Regions from separate parts of the Homo sapiens genome. Here regions 2 and 3 are each linked to region 1. The links are chromatin contacts, found by Hi-C or POLR2A ChIA-PET in ENCODE. All regions are on one chromosome and are shown on one strand. Each heading gives the region's core, a stretch centred on a gene start or an enhancer-like site at or near the end of the contact. The rest is flanking DNA. Distances are from core to core; before and after follow the strand shown.

The links. Hi-C counts contacts between places; a loop is a spot of excess contacts on that map. ChIA-PET counts read pairs that join two places held with the same protein, here RNA polymerase II (POLR2A). Pooled maps may share reads with other maps.
Region 2: a loop to region 1 is called in a map of HepG2, with 23 times the contacts of the local background. The contact joins the promoter of TRIM71 here to the promoter of DYNC1LI1 in region 1. A Hi-C loop is called at or near these places in 1 of 168 maps with a recorded cell type or tissue (HepG2), 1 of 37 single-sample maps with no recorded cell type and 3 of 50 pooled maps. POLR2A ChIA-PET finds 5 or more read pairs at or near these places in 1 of 52 experiments (WTC11).
Region 3: a map with no recorded cell type shows a loop between it and region 1 (11-fold over the local background). The contact joins the enhancer-like site here to the promoter of DYNC1LI1 in region 1. A Hi-C loop is called at or near these places in 6 of 37 single-sample maps with no recorded cell type and 9 of 50 pooled maps. POLR2A ChIA-PET finds 5 or more read pairs at or near these places in 3 of 52 experiments (H1 and WTC11).

Annotation. Positions count from the first base shown.
Region 1 is chr3:32,569,390-32,572,555 of GRCh38, forward strand. It overlaps DYNC1LI1 (dynein cytoplasmic 1 light intermediate chain 1), which reads right to left and starts at 1,469. Exons shown (of 13, transcript NM_016141.4): 1 at 1,236-1,469; 2 at 957-1,030. The coding sequence starts at 1,381. RefSeq lists an enhancer at 677-1,462 and silencers at 737-1,226, 1,407-1,666.
Region 2 is chr3:32,816,452-32,819,617 of GRCh38, forward strand. TRIM71 (tripartite motif containing 71) reads left to right here and starts at 1,546. Exons shown (of 4, transcript NM_001039111.3): 1 at 1,546-2,481. The coding sequence starts at 1,630. RefSeq lists an enhancer at 2,006-2,587.
Region 3 is chr3:32,779,652-32,782,817 of GRCh38, forward strand. No RefSeq gene overlaps it. Among named protein-coding and RNA genes, the nearest start is that of TRIM71, 37 kb to the right of the region's middle. RefSeq lists enhancers at 203-923, 924-1,645, 1,630-1,709, 1,646-2,365, 2,130-2,209 and a silencer at 1,950-2,029. Within about 2 kb of position 1,725, at least 10 of the 41 ENCODE cell types and tissues checked have a DNase peak (open chromatin) inside an H3K27ac peak, as active enhancers do.

The DNA.
Region 1 (3,166 bases), core at 219-2,718:
ACCACGCAGCCTATCAAGTAGTATTTGACTTCTTGTTTCCTGTTTTTAGATGGATATAACCAAAACAACAACAACAACAACAAAAAACTCTGGTATTGAGCCGACACCAAATACCAAAGTTTTTAAATTTAATCATCGTATAAGCCAAACTTCAGTTATCTCGCATGTAAAGAGCTATATAGAGAAATTTCTCCTATAAATGATTCAGGAGCTAAGCCTAGAAAAATGCGAATCTGCGAACTATTCTCCCTCAGTCCTCTATCCCCACCCCCAGAGTCACTAAAGAAACAGAATACACAACTTCCAGAGAGCCGAGGAGATACAGAACAATCAGGAGAACTGACACTGGACCGTTTCTCCTTATTACATCCATTTGGCTGAAAAGACTTAACTAGAAAGTTGTGTTCTACTGCCCTTTACAAATTTCAGAATTATATGTGACAGTTAAGGTAGCTGCAACACGAGCACATTGTACCAGAGAACGCTGAATCAAGAACATTTATCGCCAGGTCTTAGTTCTAGCTTCTGTCAATTATACAAAGAGTCAGCTATTAAATATTAATGGCATGCCATTTGCGCTGCAGCTCTCGCAAAGAGCCTCCTGCTACCAATTTTTGTGATGAAAGAAAACCTGTCATTTTCTAGATAAACCCCAGGCCACGAGAATCCCTCAGATGAGCGATCGAATTCTGTCCTTCCCAGGGGAAGCTGTCAGGGCCACCCCCATATACCGGGGAGGAGGAGGAGGAACCTGAGGGAGGGCGGGTCCCCGCAGGTCCTGGGTCAAGGGTCTCGTGTTCCCCTTCTCTCCCAGCCATCCGCGACAGGTCGGGAGGCGAGGCGGGGCGGGGCTGGGCCGGCTGTCCGCACAAAGAGAGCCAGCGAGCTAGCCCGCGGACCAGGTACCCCGGGCCGCTGGGGGCCGGGCGGGGCGGGGCGAGGCAGGGAACACTTACCCAGCAGTAGCACGTTCTTCCCCGCAGGGAGCTTGGAGCGCGAGCGGGTGGAGACCTCGCTGAGGATGCAGGACCTAACGGGAAGCAAGGCGTACGGTGAGGCCGGAGGCCGGAGCCGCAGCGCGGGAGGGACGGACCCGGCCTCGGCGCGCCGGGGATGGGGCTGCCGGGAACGCAGTGGCCGGGCCCGGCGCCGAGCTCCAGCGGGCACGGGATCCCGAGGCGTCCGCGCAAGGCCGGGGGAGCCAGCGGGGGCTGAGGGAGAGGTGGAGTCGTTACCAAAGGTTCTGCCCGTCCTCGTCGTCGCCTGCCGCGGCGCCACCGTTGCCCGACGCTATCTCGTTGCCCAAGGGGCCGCCAGTGTAAGTCGAGGATAATCCCGGCGGAGAAGAACCGAAGGAGCCGACTCGCCCCACGGCCGCCATCTTGGTCGGGAATCACACCACTCCCGGCAAGACTAAATGTGCGAGGCGGCTGAGGCGGTGGCGGTGGAGGCGGCGGGAACCCGGATATGGGGCGTTCAGCGCACGGGAGCGGGGCGGGGCCTGCGGGGGCGGGGCCCCGGGCCGGGCCAGGACTGATGGAGCGAGCGAGAACGGACTGCGCGTGCGTGGCTGCCTGGCCGGCGCTGAGGGGCTGAGCGTACGCGGGCGGCGGGGTGGGCCGCTATGCTGCAACTGAAGCCCAGTGATCTGACAGTATGGAAGTGCTTTCCTTCCGCTCATCCGCGGCCCTGGGCTGCGGCAGGGGGGTTGGGTGTGTCAGGTGAAAAGTGCTCCCTCCCACCCTTCAGACAGGTCCCCAAACCCTGCGGCCTGCGCGGAATTCCTGCATTGTCATTGCCGGCCCACCCACTGTTCAGGCTGAGAGCGGTCCCCCGCCCAAACCGGCGCTTCGCCGGCGCCAAGATAGAAATGGGTCGCCCGGCTGGTAAAGAGGCTGCCCTGCAACCCTGGGCTGGAGTATTGCTGTGGTCCTGGATTTCTGGACTTTATTTGCGTTCTCAAGTGGCGAAGTGTTCCTCAACCTGGACCCACATCAGAAGCAGGTTCTCCGAGCCCCTAAGCAGCGGCGTGACAAAGTAATTGTTTACCCTGGAAATAGACTGTTATTTTTTAAAAATTATTGTCAGGGCTTGCTTTAATGTTCTTAATGTTTTTGTATGAGATCCTCCATGTGAGATTTGAAAAGATCCACTATGCGGGTCATCTAACCGGTCACTAGACATTGATTCCACACTTACTACGTCGAGCACAGTTGACACTGGGAATACATGGATGGACTTATACTAGCCCTAAAATAACTCCTTTTCTATTAGAACTTTACTAGGTAAAGGTATTTGAATGTCTGAACTCCATGTTTAGAAGGAGTCATTGGTTTTAAGGCTCTGTCCTAGTACACCTGTAAGAGCATTTGCTTAAAATTGCCTGGCCTTTGTATGTTATCTCTGTCACTTCATATTTGAAAATCACTTGCTAGAATATGGCCTGATCAATGCTGTTATGCTAGTGAGAAAATCCACAACTAAAGACTATTTGCTATATATTAGCATTACGGTTAGAAGTCTGGAAGCCTTTGGAGGCTGGCAAATCTGAGTTCAGGTCTAGCTCTTCGAGTTTACTGGCTGTGTAACCTTAGGCAATTTACTTAACCTCCGTGAGTCTCAGTTTCCTTATCTGTCAAATGAGGATAAAAGAACTTAGAGTTGTTATTGAGATTAAACGGGATGATTCATGTAAAATGGCTTAGAATAACGACTGGCAAATCTTAAGCGCTTACCACATGTTAATTGTTATCAATGACTTTCTTTACCTTTCACACCATTAATATCTGACCAACCTCTAGAAGTGATGGGCCTAAAGAACTCTTGGAGCTAAAATTCTTTGTCACCTGTAATGCCAGCGCTTTGGGAGGCCAAGGCAGGCAGATTGCTTAAGCCCAGGAGTTCTTGACCAGCCTGGGCAACATGGCGAAACCCCGGCTCTACAAAAAATTAGCCAAGCGTGGTGGTGTGTGCCTATAGTCCCAGCTATTTAGGAGGCTGAGGTGGGAGGATCACCTGAGTCCAGGAGGTCGAGGCTGCAGTGAACTGTGATCATGCCACTGCAATCCAGCCTGGATGACAGAGCAAGACCCTGTCACTAAATAAATAAATAAATAAATAAAATAAAACTTTTGATTTTGTTGTTTATATACTTAAGAAAGGAACC
Region 2 (3,166 bases), core at 296-2,795, 250 kb after region 1:
GGAGGTTGGAGGGCGGAGGGAGGGAGCACACAAAAGCGGGCCGTGCTGAGAGGGCTAATGTTTCCTGTTTGCCTGGAGCCCCCTCCCCTGCCTCCCCTCCCCCAGCCCCCTCCCAGCACTCGGGCGGAAGTGAGTTTGCTCCTTTGGAGATTAAAAGGATTCCGAATTCCGATCAGTCCCAATAACCGGCGTACTGAAGAGAAGAGGAGGAGGAGGAGGAGGCAGAGGCGGCAAAGCAGAGAAAGAGGGGGCGCGCGCGCGCGCACGCAACCCGAACTGGGGGAGTTGTGCAAAGCCCCAGGAGGCCGGGGCACGGCGGGAGCAAAGCTCGGTAGGCGCAGCGCGGCCGAGGCCACCCGCGTCCGGATCGGCGACTCCTTTCAGAAAGAAGATGACGCGGGCGCGAGCCGGCGGCGTTGGCCACGCGGCTCCCGAGCTCGCCGCGCGGGGCTGTTGCCGGTTCCACTGATTCCAGCGCGCCCGAGAGGAGCCTCCATCCCCGAGGCTCGGGATCGGAGGGGGGACCAAGGCGAGGGCGAAATGGCCCGATGACAAAGGAAATGTGATCCCCCTTCTCTGCCAAGGTTTCAGAGAGGACGGACGTGAGGAGGAGGAGGGGCGCAGGGCGCGCGCGGAGCTCGGATAGCATTGCACGACGGCCCGCGCGGAGCGGGTACATCTAATATCTTCCTGCCGATGAATAATTCAGGGCGGCCCGCGGGGACCTGCGGCCCCGCGCGCTAAGCCGAAGGGGAAGGAGCGTGCGTGAGGCGCCCAGGCCAGGCGAGGCGGGGGCACGAGGGCTCCGGGCCGCGTGGGGCGCGCGTGCGTGTTAAGCGCGGGCAGCCGCGGCCCGGCTGGGCAGGCGCGCGGAAGACTCGAGGCGCGTGGGACGCGCGTGCGTACTGCACGCGTGCGGCCGCGGCTGGGCCACCACGAGCTGCAGCTGCTGCGGGGCCCACCGCCCTGCAGGGGAGGCCGTGCCTGGCTGTGCGCAAGCCCCAAGCGCAGCACGCCGGGCCACCCAGGAGCCCCTGGCCGCCGCGTCATGCGGCGGGGCAGCCGACGTCGCGCGGGGAGACACCGGCTTGGCGACGCACCGCTCCCGCCTTTACTAGTTTGGGGCTCCTTCCCCTCCCAAGAACAGACTAAATCCGTTTAAAGAAAAGCAACGCACCAAATACTCGTGGAACCAAATTCTGCTCTCGCCGGGACTGGGACTGCACAGCGAACTCTCCTTTTGGGAACTCCTTTCGTCTATCGCGAAGGGAAGCCTCAGCTGCTCCAGGGAGTCTTCCGACCTCCCTGCCCCCGCTCGCCCCTCGCCTGTCGGGGCTTGTTCCGGCGTTCCCTCTTCGGAAGGCACGCGGCCCCCAAGTTATCCGGAGGAATCTGTGTCGCCGCTGGATAGTGGCATTTAATGCCTGCAGTGTCGGGGGTGGCAGCGCTCGGGCCGGACGTGGCGAGGCCAAGCGGGCAGCGCTGCTCTGGTGCCGGCTCCCGGATTGCAGGCCTAATCGATGCATTTTTCTGAGTGAGTCGGTGACTCCCCCACCCACCTCGTCCGCTCTCTCCTCCTCCTCCTCCTCTTCCTCTCTGGTCTCCTCCCTCCTCCGGGCTGGGTTGCAAATGGCTTCGTTCCCCGAGACCGATTTCCAGATCTGCTTGCTGTGCAAGGAGATGTGCGGCTCGCCGGCGCCGCTCTCCTCCAACTCGTCCGCGTCGTCGTCCTCCTCGCAGACGTCCACGTCGTCGGGGGGCGGCGGCGGGGGCCCTGGGGCGGCGGCGCGCCGCCTACACGTCCTGCCCTGCCTGCACGCCTTCTGCCGCCCCTGCCTCGAGGCGCACCGGCTGCCGGCGGCGGGCGGCGGCGCGGCGGGAGAGCCGCTCAAGCTGCGCTGCCCCGTGTGCGACCAGAAAGTAGTGCTAGCCGAGGCGGCGGGTATGGACGCGCTGCCTTCGTCCGCCTTCCTGCTTAGCAACCTGCTCGACGCGGTGGTGGCCACTGCCGACGAGCCGCCGCCCAAGAACGGGCGCGCCGGCGCTCCGGCGGGAGCGGGCGGCCACAGCAACCACCGGCACCACGCTCACCACGCGCACCCGCGCGCGTCCGCCTCCGCGCCGCCACTCCCGCAGGCGCCGCAGCCGCCCGCGCCTTCCCGCTCGGCACCCGGCGGCCCTGCCGCTTCCCCGTCGGCGCTGCTGCTCCGCCGTCCTCACGGCTGCAGCTCGTGCGATGAGGGCAACGCAGCTTCTTCGCGCTGCCTCGACTGCCAGGAGCACCTGTGCGACAACTGCGTCCGAGCGCACCAGCGCGTGCGCCTCACCAAGGACCACTACATCGAGCGCGGCCCGCCGGGTCCCGGTGCCGCAGCAGCGGCGCAGCAGCTCGGGCTCGGGCCGCCCTTTCCCGGCCCGCCCTTCTCCATCCTCTCAGTGTTTCCCGAGCGCCTCGGCTTCTGCCAGCACCACGACGACGAGGTGAGTGCGTGGGGGCGTGTGTTTGTGTCCATCGGATAACTGCGTGTGTGCTCAACAGCGTTTCCCGGCCGGTCCCACAGCGAGGGGAGGAGGCCCTCTCCGGATTTGGTTTGTATTTCCTTTGGCTACGTGGCAGTCCTTGCTACCAAAGTAGATCATGACCTGGGAAGTATGTGGAAGTGGATTCTGTGTACGTGTCGCGAGGGGCTCCGAAAAATCCCATAGCGTGGGGTCCTCCCTTTTCTGATTTTAATTTCTGTGTGGCAAAACGCGGCAATCGTCTTGAGTTAGGCGTGAGTTGGGAGGAGATAGGTGTGTGTGTTTGTGTAGACGTGGCCTGCTCCTGCTCTTGTGGGCACACCAGAGGCCTCCCAACGTGCTGAGAAGGCGCTCCTTTATTTTCAGATTTTTGTTTGGAAAACTCATAGATTGTTGCCTTTAAAATGGGGCGTGAGCCCGGAAGAGATGGTTGTGTGGGTGAGTGCGTGGAGTTTGTGTGCCTCCGTAGACCTGGTTTCCACGTGCGCACTTGTGAGGGGAAGACTGGTTTTTTTGTTGTTGGGACAGCATGGCAGTCCTTGCCTCCTTATGTTGGGTAAGAGTGGGAGCGTCTGTGGATCTTTGAGGGCCAAGGGCCCCCAGTCTTAAGCCCTTCTCTCTCTGCGGCTGCTTCCTATATTGTTTA
Region 3 (3,166 bases), core at 475-2,974, 210 kb after region 1:
GGGTTGCTTCAGGGATACCTGAAGGTCTCTTTCTGCCCTTCCTACTTAGCCTTTTTCTTTTTTTAAAGCAGAGACAATGTCTCACTATGTTGCCCAGGCTGGTCTCAAACTCGTGGCCTCAAGTGATCCTCCCACCTCCCAAAGTGCTGGAATTACAGGCATGAGCCACCACACCCAGTTTAGCTACTATTAATCCCTCCCTTATGCCCCATTTGTTCCACCACTGGATTCTCTGCCATCCCCTAAAAGGAGTCACCATTTCCTACCCTCAGAGCTTTGCTTCAGTCTCTTCTGCTGCCTAAAATTTTCTCCCTTCCAGTTTTAATGTGTCAACATCCTGGGCATCCCACACTGCCTCTCCATAGCCCTATCCTCCTCCAAGGGATTTCCTCTTATGCCCCCACTCTTCATTTCACACATGCTTACTGAGGGCATGCTCTGGTCCCAGAAGCTTTTTTGTTTCAGCCCCATAGTAACTAGGCAAATCTGCAAGCGCATGTCTTTCATGACGTGTTCTTTGTTGACCATTTTCTTTCCCCTACTGGATTGTAAGTACCTTTGAAGACAGGCTGTGCATTATACAGTGTGTGGATTGTTCTAGGTGAACAATAAAGCCTGCTAAACAGAATTTTTGGTGACATGTCCTTTCTAGGCCTGGCAACGACACCCAGGGCCTACTTCTTTCAAGGTGGTGAAGGCCTATTAACATAAGCCCAAGATTCACAGGGCCTCAGCATCCTTGACCTCTGCGCCTTTATGGAGTGAGAGTTAAATAGTAGCCCGGGACGGGTGGGTTAGTTACTGGTCAAAGTCAATCCTCCAAGTCAACTTGGCCTGGACTAAAGTAACCAAACCCATGCAGAAAACTTGCAATTTAAAAATTCATCTTCCCTTTCTTCCTAGAAAGGACTGGGCAGAAATGCAGGCTCCAGGGTGGGAGTGGGGCTGCGACGGGAGGAGGCAGCGAAGTTCATTAGCCCCCTCATTTGGGGCAATAGGAATCCGTGTGGTGACAAACAATTGTCCTGGAGGATTTAGGGGGATTTGGCCAAGTGTCCCTGTGGGCCCCCAGCCTCCTCCTAATCCCGTCCACATTTCAGACTACTTAGGATCGCATTAAATGTCAAAGCCGGCGTTTAGGGAAATATCTACATTTCGTATGCATCGCTCGGATGAAAAGAAAAGCTGAAACGAACCTCGGAGCTTTTGGCGCGAGAGGCGCTCTGTGTGGTCCCGAGTGTGAATGGGAAGAGGGGGGCGGCGCCCCGGGGGCCTCCCCGCCCAGGAATGCAGGCCTTTCACATGTAGAAAATGCTAATGCTTTGTTCCTGCCTCGGCCTCCCGGAGGCGCAGAGGCGCCCGGCCGGATTGTCCCGGCGCATTTGCATGTGAGCGGCCCCAGATCCCCGTCCCCACCCTCGGCCCTCCCCCACCCCAGCACGGCTGGCCGGGGACTTCTGTCCTCGGGCCGGGGCCGCCTTCAAACGTCCTCTGCCGTCATTTATTTCATCCCGGTTAAAGCCACAAATAGCTACTTTCTGAATGGATAGCCTTTCCCCTGGGGAGCCGGGCAGGTGAACATTTTTTACTCCATACTTGAGACACTTGACAAAGAGAGTTGTATCTGGAACAACCTCTGTTCCAGCGAGGAAGGGCACGGCGTTGGCTGAGCCATGCCCCACTACAGCGTCACATTTATGTCCTGTGGCGAACACGCTGTGTTTGGCGTGACACTAGGGGCTCCAAACTACCCATTACGTGGTTCGTCTTCAGTGGCATCCAAGCGACCGCAGGTGGCGGGGCCGAAGGGGTAAGGGTATTTCATGCACGTTTTACGGAAGAAGACACAACCCAGAGTTGAGGGGCCACCGGGGTCCCTCTCTTGAGCACAGGCGCCCGGAGCGCAAATGCGCGGACTGACCCAGCGGCCGGCGCGGCGGCGCCGGGCGGACTTAATCGCGGGCGCAGCGCGAGGCTCGGGACCCAGAGCACCACCTACCGGCGGCACGGTCGGCGCAGCAGGCCCCAGAAGGGCGGGGAACGCTGTCAAGCCCAGGGGCACTTCGGCGAGGAGCCCCACCCGCCCTCCAGCTGACCCTCAGCTGTGGCCCACATCCGGGGCCCAGAGCGCCGCGGAAACGCCGAAGCCCGGCCGGCAGGTACCCGCACGTCTCCTTCTGCCACCGCGGAGCTTGCTTCATTAACTCCGTTTCATGTGACTTATTTTATTTCTTTTATTTTTATTTATTTCATTTTATTTTATTTCACTTATTTCACTTCAATATTTTATTTGGTTTATGGTTTTACTTCATTAATTTTACTTCATTAATTCTGTTTTCCCCATTATTTAATTTTATTCTGTCTCAGTATTTAATTATTTGTTTCACTACTTTATTTGTGAGTGAAGGGAAAGGGCGGATACCTTTTTTGTCTTATTTTTCGTTGTTGTTATTGTTGTTGTTGTTGTTTTTTGAGACAGAGTCTCGCTTTGTCGCCCAGGCTGGAGTGTAGTGGCGCGATCTTGGCTCACTGCAACCTCTGCCTCCTGGGTTCAAGCGATTCTCCTGCCTCAGCCTCCTGAGTACCTGGGATTACAGTCGTGCGCCACTACACCTAGCTAATTTTTGTGTTTTTAGTGGAGACGGAGTTTCCACCATGTTGGCCAGGCTGGTCTCGAACTCCTGACCTCAGGTGACCCACCCTCCTCGGCCTCCCAAAGTGCTGGGATTACAGGCCTAAACCACTGCGCCCTGCCGGCCTCAATCATATTTTTTTAAACCCCTTCCAGCTGCCTGCTCTAGGCAAGATAACTTGCCCAGTGTACAGGGCAGAAAAGAGGAGATGACAACATAGTCCTAGGCTCAAGAGCCCCAAGCCAAACTGACAAACAACAAAGACCCAATAATTCAAACCAGGCTCCATGGAGGAGGTGTCATTTCAGGTGGGCAGATACAAAGGGATAGGAAGCTGCTTCATGTGCCTGGATAATAGGGGCCGTGCCTGAATAATAGGGGCCATGTTCCATATCAATACAAGGAAGAGTTCCGTCACACTGTGGAGAGTCTCTTGTGCTGGAGCGAGCTGTCTGCAATTTGAGTTAGGCCAGGAAAGTCTCAGGCCTGGGCCCTGATGGTTCTGTGGTTTCCATGGGAGGGCCTTCAAGGTT